2 separate regions of the Mus musculus genome follow, and region 1 is linked to region 2. The links are chromatin contacts, found by Hi-C or POLR2A ChIA-PET in ENCODE. All regions are on one chromosome and are shown on one strand. The core of a region is the stretch at or near the end of the contact, and the rest is flanking DNA. Distances in the headings are between cores, read along the strand shown. Region 1 holds the start of Khdrbs1 (KH domain containing, RNA binding, signal transduction associated 1). Region 2 holds the start of Tmem39b (transmembrane protein 39b).

The links. Hi-C counts contacts between places; a loop is a spot of excess contacts on that map. ChIA-PET counts read pairs that join two places held with the same protein, here RNA polymerase II (POLR2A).
Region 1: a map of heart shows a loop between it and region 2 (4-fold over the local background). The contact joins the promoter of Khdrbs1 here to the promoter of Tmem39b in region 2. A Hi-C loop is called at or near these places in 14 of 37 maps with a recorded cell type or tissue (T-helper 1 cell, adrenal gland, gastrocnemius and 3 more). POLR2A ChIA-PET finds 5 or more read pairs at or near these places in 5 of 5 experiments (Patski and embryonic stem cell).

What each region holds. Positions count from the first base shown.
Region 1 is chr4:129,739,823-129,746,633 of GRCm38, reverse strand. Khdrbs1 (KH domain containing, RNA binding, signal transduction associated 1) reads left to right here and starts at 4,331. Exons shown (of 9, transcript NM_011317.4): 1 at 4,331-4,855. The coding sequence starts at 4,474.
Region 2 is chr4:129,694,743-129,700,836 of GRCm38, reverse strand. It overlaps Tmem39b (transmembrane protein 39b), which reads left to right and starts at 3,992. Exons shown (of 9, transcript NM_199305.2): 1 at 3,992-4,122. The coding sequence starts at 4,119.

The DNA.
Region 1 (6,811 bases), core at 3,082-5,581, 45 kb before region 2:
CCTAAGACAAGCGACTACGACGGTTAGAGGATGAACAGATATCCTCAGAGTAAATGATTTGGGTGGAAGAATTTGGGGGTTCCTAGAAGACAGGGTAAAAGGTCAGGGGGTGACTCATGCATATAATCCCAGCACTCAGGAAACAGAGGTAGGAAGGCAAGTTCATGGCCAGGGTAAACATATGGCTTAGTGGTATACAGTACTCACTGCTCTTCCAGAGCACCTGAGTTCTTTTCCTAGTATGCACTTTGGGCAGCTTACAATCTCTTGTGACTCCAGCTCCAGGGGGTTCCTAATGAAGACATCCTCTTTTGGTTTCATTGGTGCCAGCACACATGTGGTGTCCACTCACGCAGAGAGACAGTCACACTCACACACACACACACACACATACACTCCAACAGACACACAGACACAGATACTGATAAAATTTTTAAGTTTTGCTTAGATTTTTATCTTTGTGTGTGTATGTGTGTGGGATCCAATGCCCTATTCTGGTGTGTCTGAAGGCAGGGACACTGTACTCATATACATAAAATAAATAAATACATCTTACAAAAGAGAGAGAGAGAGAGTCAGGATCATCTTTGGCAACATAGTGCATTGTAGGTCAGTCTGAGAAAAATGAAACCCTGTTTAGAAAAACAAGTGTGTAATAATTAATAATAAATCTTTGTGTGGGGAAGTCTCCCTTCCTGTGGTAAAAGTTCCTGTCAGAGCTTCCTGGGCAGATAACTGATGAATTCTTTCTTTTTCTTTTTAAGATTTATTTTATTTATATGAGTACACTGTAGCTGGGAATTGAACTCAGGACTCTGCTCGCTCCAGCCTAAAAATTTATGATTATGTGTAAGTACACTGTAGCTGTCTTTAGACACACCAGGAGAGGGTGTCAGATCTCATTACCAATGTTTGTGAGCCACCATGTAGTTACTGGGATTTGAACTCAGGACTTTCGGAAGAGCAGTCGGTGCTCTTAACTGCTGAGCCAGTTCTCCAGCCCCACTAGTGAATTCTTTTTTGTTTGTTTGTTTTTGTTTTTCGAGACAGGGTTTCTCTGTGTAGCTCTGGCTGTCCTGGAACTCACTCTGTAGACCAGGCTGGCCTCGAACTCAGAAATCTGCCTGCCTCTGCCTCCCAAGTGCTGGGATTAAAGGCGTGTGCCACCATGCCCGGCTCACTAGTGAGTTCTTATTGAAAGCCCTGTCTTTGGGCAGATAAGGGAAATTCAGAAAACTTTAACCTGATTGCCTATTGGTAATGAATACATCAAGGCGAGATATTGGGGGATGGCCTTTTTGCAATTCTTTCTTTGGCTAGCTTTGATAAGTGATTCAAGCACAAATGCTAGACACAAGTAGTTAGGTGACTAGAAAAGAGATACAAATTTACAAATTAACATTTTAGACATCTTTTTCATGTGGCTATGATGGCACATGCTTTTAATCCTAGAACTCTAGAGGCAGAAGCAGAGGGGCAGAGAGAGAGAGGCAGAGGGAGAGGGAGAGAGAGAGGGAGAGGGGAAGAGGGAGAGAGGGAAAGGGAGAGGGGGGAGAGGGAGGGAGAGGGAGGGAGAGGGAGGGAGAGGGGGAGGCAGAGGCAGAGGGAGGAGGAGGAGCAGAGGGGCAGAGAGAGGCAGAGAGAGGCAGAGAGAGGCAGAGAGAGGCAGAGAGGCAGAGGCAGAGTGGCAATGCAGAGAGAGCAGAGGGGCAGAGGGGTAGAGGCTGGTCTGGTCTACAAATCAAGTTCCAGGCTAGCCAGGGATACATAGTAAGAACTCTACCTCAAAAACAATAGCTAAACAAATCCAAAATCAAAACCAAAAAAGCCAAACAAACAAAAACCCAACCTTTTCAGTAATTTGACATCTTTTTTTGGTGGGGGGGGTTGAGACAGGGTTTCTCTGTGTAGCCCTGGCCGTCCTGGAACTCACTTTGTAGACCTGGCTGGCCTCCAACTCAGAATCCGCCTGTCTCTGCCTCCCTAGTGCTGGGATTGGCTACTTATAAAAATTTTAAGTTATGTTTAGATCTTTATTTTTGTGTGTGTATGTGTACATTTTGTTTCATGGCACATGTGTAGATCTGAGGACAACTTTTGAGAGTCAGTTTTTTCCTCCCACTGTGTAGTCTTGGAGATCGACTCAGATCTTCAGGCCTGAAGATGATTTAACCAGCTCAGACATCTTGACATCTCAGCCTCAGACTTTTTTTTTTTTTTTTAAAAACTTCTCTTTTTTATTTTTTATTTATTATATGTAAGTACACTGTAGCTGTCTTCAGACACTCCAGAAGAGGGAGTGTCAGATCTTGTTACAGATGGTTGTGAACCACTATGTGGTTGCTGGGATTTGAACTCTGGATCTTCGGAAGAGCAGTCGGGTGCTCTTACCCACTGAGCCATCTCACCAGCCCAGCCTCAGACTTTTAATGGGATTTAATTTGGGTTCCATCTGCATACAGTACCCTAGGATGAAGAGATCTTAGAGACTGTGCCCTGGTCCTTACAGCAGTACTATCTGTCTCATGGTGATTTATGTCTTGTTATTCCAGTATTCTGAAGATTAAGACTGAGTTGTTTTGAGTTCAAAGCCACTCTGGGTTAGAGAGTGAGTCACTGACTCTGCAGTGAAAACACGTGTTAAGGAAAAATGAAAGTATTTGTCTTTTTGAAAGAGTGCAGGGGGATCCCTTGTGAAGGACCAGCATTCAGAGCAGGAGTACTAGGAGCTCTGAGAACTAGGCAGCCAACATGGGCTAAGGACTGGCCCTGGAGTCACCGTTTTACAGAATAAACAGAAGGTGGCAACAAAACAATTCAGTCTAACAGGTGCTAGGACTGCAGTTTGTCAGAGACCTAATATAAGATGCTTCTTAGTTTGTTTTTGGGGGACAGGGTGGCCTGTCCTAGGTGGCCTGTAGCTGTGCTGTGTATGTAGGCCAGACTTGTCTCAAACATGAGGTAATTCTGTGGCTTTTCCTCCTCAGCGCTAGGATGCATAACCACCTCATCCCCTTAGTATGGCTGGACATGAAGGCCTCTATGTGCAAGTAGAGGTCAGAAAACTTGGGAGAGCTGGTTCTCTCCTATTTTGGGCCTGGGGCTAGAACTCAGGTTGATAATAGTCCCCTCCACCCCCAACGAAATAAGCTAATTCAAGAATAATTTTTTTTAAAAAGGCATATCTATTTGGAAATGGGTTCCCGGGTGAGTCCACCAGCCTCAGAGGTCGGGGGCAGAGTATGGCTGGTACTTTTTTGATAGATTGTAGGCGAAGAAAATGACAAGTCTACCACAAGCTGGGCTTGTGCCCAGGTATGGTCATCTAGGGTGGGGCTTGGGTGGCTGGTGACTAAAGATGAGGATTAGTACAGTCAGGAATTCAGGACTGGATTTTTTGGCGCCTTTTTGTGTTCTGAGGCTTTCTGAGTAGGCGGGGTTGGAAGGAGAGAGAGAGAGAAAATTTGGAATTTACCGGGGATGAGTGGGTGGGGAACAAGCCAACAAGCCGGGGACTCCAAAAACAGGTGATAAGCAGCATTACCAGTTGACCCGACCCCAAATGCATCTTTTAATAATTCTCTCACTAGTTTTGAACCTGCTCTAATGGAAATCTTGCCGACTGACTTCCTGGATGCCCTACTTGGGTATGGAGGGAGCCCTTTTCTTCCGGTCTTTGCGTCTCTGACTGACCCCTTCGACTCCTTCTGAGTTTCAGTTCTGCAACACACAGCATTCCCCATTCCTGGCTTCCCTTTCGCACACTCATCACTTATCTCTGGGTCAGCCTCCTCCCTCCCACCACGCCCGCCCGCATCCCCATCTTCCCATCCCGTTCGCTCGCGCAGTCTTTCCCTCTCTTCCGGCTTCACTTGGCTCTAACCCTCGCGTCCCCCTCTCTCCAGAAGCGTTCTTTTCATTTCCCGGTTGGAGGGGCGGCCCCCGATTCCACTCCGGGGCACCGCTCCCTCGGGGACCTCCCCAGGCTCGGCCGTTGAAGGAGGCGTGGCGCACGAATAACAGGTCTCCTGCCGCACACTCCGCGGGCCCGAGCGCAGACAAAGACATTCCACGGCGCCCGCCCCCTCCGCGCACTCCGCCCGGGGGAGGGGGAGGGGAGACACGTGTACCGCTAGCGCCGGGTCACGTGGAAAAGAAAAAGAAATGAAGGAAGGCGGCGGGCGCCCGCGCAGGCGCCCTAAGCTCGGAGCCCAAGCGGGGAGGCGACGTCTTCAGTCGGCGCAGGCGCCGTGGTCCAACTGGGGACTTTGTTCTCCGCGGAGAAACTCAAGGGCGGTGCCGGTAGGCGCCTGCGCACGCGCGCCGCCTCATTTCCGGTGCTCTCTCGCTGGGTCGCTCGGGTCGGCTTCGGTCGCTGTCGCTCCTGTTCTTCCACCCCCGCCAACCGCCGCTCGGGCCTCAGCTGCCGCCGCGTCGCTTCCTCGCTCGTTCGCTCGCCACCCATCATCCCCGATGCAGCGCCGGGACGATCCTGCCTCGCGCCTCACCCGGTCCTCGGGCCGCAGCTGCTCCAAGGACCCGTCAGGTGCCCACCCCTCGGTGCGTCTGACCCCGTCTCGGCCGTCGCCGCTTCCTCACCGGCCCCGGGGAGGGGGAGGTGGGCCCAGAGGAGGCGCTCGGGCCTCGCCCGCCACCCAGCCGCCGCCGCTGCTGCCTCCCTCCACCCCTGGTCCCGACGCGACGGTGGTGGGTTCCGCGCCGACCCCGCTGCTGCCCCCGTCAGCCACAGCCGCGGTCAAGATGGAGCCGGAGAATAAGTACCTGCCTGAACTCATGGCCGAGAAGGACTCGCTCGACCCGTCCTTCACTCACGCCATGCAGCTGCTGTCCGTAGGTAAGCGGTTCTTGGCGGGTCCTCTGGGTCTCCCGGTCCTGACTGTGGGTGGCCGCCGCTTTGTTCTTGCTCCCACCCCCTCGGAGCCCGGGCATCGAGAGTTGTCATCTCGACCTGGCCTTCGAGATTCTGCACCCACAGTCCCACCCGGGCTCAGGGTGTAAGGGAAGATTTCTGAGCCACGGACGAGGCCCGAAGAGGACTCGCGATCTCAGAGCGCGGAGAGCTTGATGGATAGTACCGTGCTCCCGCCCCCTTCTCCTCCCGTAGTAGTTGCCCCGCGCGCCAAGGGCCGGCTCTTAACAGAAATGAACCTATTTCTCCCCGCTTTCCCAAAGAGGAAACATTTGGGGGGGGGAATCGCGGGTGATGGAGACCTGGGGTGTAAGGTAGAGATAGCCGGAATGCCGGTCCCGCACAGCGCATCTACGGAGCGGGGCGGGATTTAGCGGGAACTCGGGTTTAAGTTCATTAGAGGTCGGGGCGACGAGAGAATCCGTGAGCTTGAGGTTTTCTCAAGCCAAGCTTTCCATTTCGGCCTGTCGAGTAAGAATTGCTGCAGACCCGGATGGTTTCTCTGTTTTATTTTGAAATGTGTTTCTGAAGTTATGCAAAAGTGTGTGTGTGTGTGGGGGGGGGGTTGTGATAGCCCAGGAGACCGTAGAAAGAAATGATAGAGGGAGGTAAGGGGCGGCAGGCAGGTTCTTTTGCGTGAGATGAACGAGAAATTGGTCTTTTTGTTTTAGTTTTTGCTGGAGTAGAGATAGTTTAAGAATGGTAGTCTTTGTTCTCTGATTGTAGACTATGGAGCTCTCTTCTCCGGACTTGAGCGACTTAGATATTTTTCCTTATTCAAACCGCCGCCTGTTGTTAGACATGGTTTTAGTATTTTTTATGATATCGAATTTTTTTTTTTTTTTGATTTTGGTTTTTCGATACAGGGTTTCTGTATAGCCCTGGCTGTCTTGGAACTCACTTTGTAGACCAGGCTGGCCTCGAACTCAGAAATTCGCCTGCCTCTGCCTCCCGAGTGCTGGGATTAAAGGCGTGCGCCACCACTGCCCGGCTGATATCTAATTTTTATTAAGCATCTAATACCCACAGTCTGTCCTACTGGTTGAATAGTTGGACTGTTGAGGGGCTGATGGAACCTTGTCACCAGACAAAAACTGGGAAGGTTGAGCGGATTCAGAAACCCTACTCTGAACCTGGAACACTTGACCAAGACACCCCATGAGTCAGTCACACGGGGTGTTAAACCCCCCCCCCAACACCTGAAGGCCCTCCCTCCACATGCAGATGTAGCATCCCTAACTTCTCCGACCAAGCCAATAGAAAGCATCTGCTTTTAGATCCCACCCCACCCCAAAATGTATATTAGACCCTAGCCACAAGGAATAAAGGTTATTTCATCAAAGACTGCCTGAGAGCTTCAGAATTCTCCCCCCTCTCCTTTGGAGAGCAATGCTCCAGAGCCCCCAGATCTCCTCTGATAGCGTCCAGTACACAGAGCATTGCACTCTGGCCAGAACGATATCGTGGACAGTTCATTGTGAAAGAGCACTATCTAATGGAGAGACAAATCAGCCTTTAAGAGCACTGTCTGCTCTTCCACAGGGGTTCAGTTCCCAGCACCCACATCAGAAGGCTTTCAGACACCTGTAACTTCAGTACTGGGGGATCCTGTTTTTGTTTTCTTTGGTGGTTTTTTTTTTTTTTTTTTTTTTTTTTTGGTTTCTCTGTATAGCCCTGGCTGTCCTGGAACTCACTTTGTAGACCAGGCTGGCCTCGAACTCAGAAATCCGCCTGCCTCTGCCTCCCAAGTGCTGGGATTAAAGGCGTGCACCACCACGCCCGGCTGTTTTCTTTGTTTTTTTTTGTTGTTGTTGTTTTTTCGAGACAGGGTTTCTCTGTATAGACCTGGCTGTCCTGGAACTCATTTTGTTGACCAGGCTG
Region 2 (6,094 bases), core at 2,743-5,242:
GGAAGCATTGTGCTGTGTCCTGCCCCTTCAGACTACAGGCCTGTCAAAACAACATGGGACCTCAAACTGGCTAGATGGCTCAGTGGTTAAGAGCACTGACTGTTCTTCCAGAGGTCCTGAGTTCAAATCCCAGCAACCACATGGTGGCTCACAACCATCTATAGTGAGATACGATGCCCTCTTCTGGTATGTCTGAAGACAGCTACAGTGTACTTACATATAATAAATAAAACTAGATTATTAAAAAAAAGAAAAACAAAAAATCATGAGGCCTTTGCTTAGTTTAGCTCAGTGTTCAGGCTGGCCATTGCGGCAGAAACTTTTAATCCCAGCAGAGGCTAGATTTCTGAGGTTGGAGGCCAGCCAGGACTAATGAGTGAAACCCAATCTCAAAAAGCTTCCCAGTGGCTTGCTTTGTTATTATCTCTGTAAAACATAAAATGTGAAGTTTGACAAGAACATAGGTATGAGGGCTGATGTATGGAAGGGCTAACCACACAAAGAATGAAAGTGACCCAAGAGATTAGAACAAGAACACCCTTGAATGGTCTTATATTAATCATCTAAAATGTCTTTGGGAGACCAAATCACTTGGCAGCTGGGGTGGCTGCAGGTGACATTTCTTCAAAGCCTTTGCTTTCATCAGCCATCACAAGGAAATCTCAAGATTTCTTTCTTGATAGCTGTAGTGTATATACTATGAAAACATCTCATTTTACCTCACTTAGATCACTAATTCCCCCTCCCCTCGAGCCAGCCACTTGTCTGGAGTTGCAGGGCTGTTGGAGTGCTTTGACTTCTCAATCATTTGCCCACTGGAACTTCAAGAAGACTCAGCCACAAATGGACTGAGGGAGGCAGATTTCCCAGGGGAGAATCATCTTTCTTATTGGAAACAATGGATGTCCAGCAAGCGGTCATAACAAAGCCGGTTGGACCCATGGGTGCCCTTGCTGTCTTACACTGAGTTGTAGGTATGCCAAGTCAATTCAGTAAATATTTCCTGGGAATTCGCTATGTACGATGTTCGTATTTTTTACACTGTAGATTCATAAACATTACCAACTCCACAGGCAGTTACCAGATTCAAGAGATGTTTCATCCCGTATGGTACAAACACACTTTACAAACCAACAAAAGACCATGCTAGAGATTAATCCCAGGGCCTTCCAACAGACACTGGACCATTCAACAAAACTTACTCATCTCAGAAACCAGGTCTGACCCCTCCTAGGAAGTTGTTTTCATACTATCCTCTGCCTACTGCTAAAAGGGATCGTTCAAAACATCCTGTTTCTTCATTCAGGTGTAGCAATTTGTTATCTCTGTCCCCAGGATATAGCAGTAACTGAAAATATGGCTAGGTGTCACCCACATTCCCGCAGATGGCCCGGCTTTGGTGTATGTTTGGCGCTCACAGAGACTGGAGGAGAGCATCAAATCCCCTATACTGGATGCACAGACCCTTGTGACCTGCTGTGTATGGGTGTTGGGAATTGGGTTTGGGTCCTCTAGACTCTGCTAAGTTGTGCTAACCAGTGAGCCATCTCTCTGGCAATTTTCTGTGTTACTGTGTGTGTGAGGTGAGGTGCCAGTGCCCTCTGAGACCAGCGACAGGATCTCCTCCTGTATCCTAGTTAGGTTTCTATTGCTATGATAAACACCAGGACCAGCCAGGCATGGTGGCACACGCCTTTAATCCCAGCACTTGGGAGGCAGAGGCAGGTGGATTTCTGAGTTTGAGGTCTGTAGAGTGAGTTCCAGGACAGCCAGGGCTACACAGAGAAACCCTGTCTTGAAACAAACAAACAAAAACCACCAGGACCAAGAGTAGCATGGTAAAGCGATTTCTTTCATTGTAAAGTTATGGTTTCTCATGAAGAGAAGTCAGCAGGAATCTGGAGTCAGAAACTGAAGCAGAGGCCATGCGGAGAGGTGGCACTACCCACAGTGGGCTGAGCCCTCCCACATCAGTCATTAAGAAAATGCCTGCATGCTTGCCTATTGGCCAGGCTGATGGATGCAGTTGTCATCCCCACATTACTTACCCTCCTTTTTACTTCTTAAACATATCAGGCTGAATGTCCTTGCATTATTCCTCTGTCTAGAATCTTCCCTCTCCCCCAGATACTTCCTCTGACTCATTTCAAGGAAGCCTGCTTTCTTTCCCCATCCTATTTAAACCTGCATCTGGACACTCCCGTTTTTCCTTTCATCCTGCTTTCTCTTCTAATATACTACTAGGGGCTAATATACTACAGAATTTACTAATTTTCATGTCTGTCTGCCCTTATAATTTAAAATCTGTAAAATCTATAAATATCTTCTAATTTGTTTGATTAATATGTGTCAAGCATTATGATAACCTGTGAAGTCACCAGACAATTAAAATTGCTTGTGAGGAGCCGGTGTCATGGTCGTGGTGCTCGCATTTAATCCTAGCACTTGGGAGTTAGAGGCTGGTGGGTCTCTCCTTTCGAGGCCAGCCTAGTTTACAAAGTGAGTTTCAGGACAGCCAGGGCTACACAGTGAAAACTTGTCAAACAAAACAACAGCAGGGCTGGCTTGATGGCTCAGTGGGTAAGAGCACTTACTGCTCTTCTGAAGGTCTTGAGTTCAAATCCTAGCAACCACATGTGGCTCACAACCACCTGTAATGAGATCTGACGCCCTCTCCTGGTGTGTCTGAAGTCAGCTACAGTGTACTTATATATAATAATAAATCTTTGGGCCCCAGTGAGGGGGGTTGACTGGTGCGAGCACAGGTCCTAAAAATTCAATTCCCAACAACCACTTGAAGGCTCACAACCATCTTTACAGCTACAGTGTACTCACATAAAATTAAAAAAAAACTTAACAATAATATAAAGATTGCTTATGAGGCTGAGAATATAACTGAATGATAGAACACTTGCCTAGCCTGTATGAGGCCCTAATTTTAATCTCCTACCCTCACCCCCATAGACTGCTTATTAGTCTTGCAAGGGAAGAAATTACACTAACAATAACAGTAGCTACTTGCTTCCTCTGTTAAGTGTTTGCCAAACATGATGGCTAACACTGATTAAAACAGGTACTACATGGATTGTCTCATTTAATCTTCCATGCCTACAAGATAATTTGTGCTTGCATTAGGTTTGATTTCCATCCCTGAATAAATCTGTCATAGTGAGAGTAATAATTCCGACACTATGAAGCAGGATCAGAAATTCAAGGACATCCTCTAATCCATAGCAAATTCAAGGACAGCCCAGGCTACCAGAGGCTCTGTCTTAAAAACCAAAATCAAAGGGCTGGCGAGATATCTCAGCAAGTAAAGGTTCTTGTAGCCAAGCCCGATAGCCTACGTGTTAGGCTACATGGTAGAAGAACCAGTACTACTACCAGTTGTCTTCCCAAGTCCACTGCTCTGCGCATCCCTCCCTCTCTCCGGCACACCAAATTCTAAAATGTTAAGAACCCTAATAGGCGGTTATTATTAATACCCATTAACACTATTTCGAAATTTGAAAATGGCAGGCACAGGTTCTTAGCTAAGGTGGTGGCAGTGAAATCAACAGTGGAGAACATGAGAATCAAACATGAGAAATGGATAGAGTTTAGGGTCATCAAGATGAGGCCAAAAATTGGATATAGAGTTTTGGAGGAAAGGGGAAGTGACTCGTAGATTTTGACTGGGGTGGGCCAAAGCACACTAAAGCCTAAGAGTTCTGAAAGCCCAGTTTGGGACTCGCTGAGTATGAGGTGACTGTGTTGTACAAAAACAGGACTTCACTAGAGGCAAAAGGCCGCTCTGGTGTCCTCCTCTAAGTCAGAACAGGGTGAAGAAACACGGGAGGTGGGTTCGCCCGCTCCAGAATCTCTTGAGCAGCAGCTGCGGGAAAGGCGTGGGGAAAGGCAAGACAAAGAGCGTTAGCACAGCTTTTGTCCAAACGGCCCCTTTAAGAAGCGCGCTCCCGACTCCCAGCCCGCCTAGCATGCAAATTGAGCAGCCGGAGGGAGCGTGCGGCTGATACCCGGCCCGGGCTGCGGCGGTTAGTCCTCTCTCGGCCGCCGTCGCCTCCGACATATTGCCCGCAGGAGCTGCGGCGGTGAGCGGAGAGCGCCGGGGGAAGGAGATGGGTGAGCAGAGCTGGCTGGGCTCGTTCGGGGGTCGCGGGATAGCGGGGAGCCTGGCTGCGAACTGCCTCCCCACGCGGACCGGAGTCGCGGGCAGGGGGAGGGGGAGGGGAAGGGACGCGGCGCAGGCGGGACCCCGCCCCTCCGGTCCTGAGGGGGCGGGTCACCGCTTGGTAGGCGGAGCTTCCAAAAGGGAGAGGGGCTCGGAGGGGCTCAGGCTTTCTTTGGGGCACACAATTCTCCTGTCTGCAGATGGGGGCCGGGCACTCTGGTGGGAGGGGCTGAGAGCTTAGGGTTCGCCTTTTGTGATTGCCGGTGGGGGAGAGAATTTTCTGGACTATAGGGGTTTACACTGAGAGCGGTGGGGCCGCAGGGACACCTAGCCCACCAAGGGAGTCCATTCCGATTCAAGCTTCCAGTCCTAGAGAGCATTGCCCGGCTTGTGGGCGGGGTCTTGGGGTTGACAGTTGTGTGTGGGCGGGGTTTCTGGGCTAGGGGCTTTATGTGGGTGCCGAGCTTCTAAAAGATAGTGGGTGTGGGCAGAGTTCCTGGGCTGAGGGTGTGTGTTGGGGGGGGGGGTTCTAAACCAAACCAAATATAACAGCGTGTGAACAAAGCTTCCGGTTTGGGGCTTGAAGTCAGCTTTCTGGACATGCATATTGTGAAGAGCTGTCAGAAAACCTTCAGAGATAGGAAAGCTTGGGCACCGTGTGTATGAATGGAGGCTACTGTGTTGCTGTGAGGAAGTTGAGGAAGTTATAACTTCGATTAAGGGTTTGGGAGCTAAGTGCAGGATGCTGCCTAGGATCTTAGGCTAGACTACTAAGCTTAGGGAATATAGTTTTGTAAAATCTTAAGTTTGAGATTCCCAACCACAGCGCTCTTTCTAAGGCCATTCTGACGTTAAGGCCAGGCCGTGGGTCATTGAGTTAGATCTCAGGGCCCTGGAGGGAAAACTTGTCTCAAACCTGACCAGATTGTAGCGTCTGGAGACTCAGATCCAGATAAAATCCAGCAAATACCAGCGCTGAGCAGCTCAGGACTCAGGCTCTGAAAATCTTACCAAACTGGTCCAGTGAACCGGATTAAGGGAACTGGCAGTAAAAATAACAGTCTGGTAGCACATGCCTGTCATCCTGTCATCCTAGCATTTGGGAGACTGAGGCAGGTGGGTTGTGAGTTTGAGGCTATTCTGTGCTACTTAGTCGCTTAAAATGTGAATTCACGCCTGGCGTGGTGGCGCACTTCTTTAATCCCAGCACTCAGGAGGCAGAGGCAGGCAGATTTCTGAGTTCGAGGCCAGCCTGGTCTACAGAGTGAGTTCCAGGACAGCCAGGGTTACACAGAGAATCCCTATCTTAAAACAAAACAAAACAAAACAAAACAAAACAAAAGATAATCTCAGAGAGTGAATTGTGGGAAAAAAAGGTAGAAGCCTGGCAGGTGCAATAACCCACCTGTAATCAGTCCCAGTACCGGGGAGGCAAAGCTGGAACCCTGAGGCCAATCAGTTAGTGAAATAGTGAGCTCTGAATTCAGAAAGAACCTTGGTAAGCAAAGAGCACAAAGGAAAAGACATTGACTGGGCAGTGGTGGCTCACATCTTTAGCCTCAGCACTTGGCATCCAGAGGCAAGCAGATCTCTGAGTTCAAGGCCAGCCAAGACTACAGAGTGAGTTCCAGGAGAGCCAGGGCTACACAGAGAAACCCTGTCTCAAAAAAACCAAAAAATGAAAAAGAAGGGTTGGGAGGCTGGAGAGATGGCTCAGTGGTTAAGAGCACTGACTGCTCTTCCAGAGGTCCTGAGTTCAGTTCCCAGCAACCACATGGTGGCTCATGACCATCTGTAGTGGGATCTCATGTTCTTTTGTGGTATGTCTGAAGACAGGGACAGTGTTCTCTTTTTTTTTTTTTTTTTAAAGATTTATTTATTTATTACATGTAAGTACACTGTAGCTGTCTTCAGACACACCAG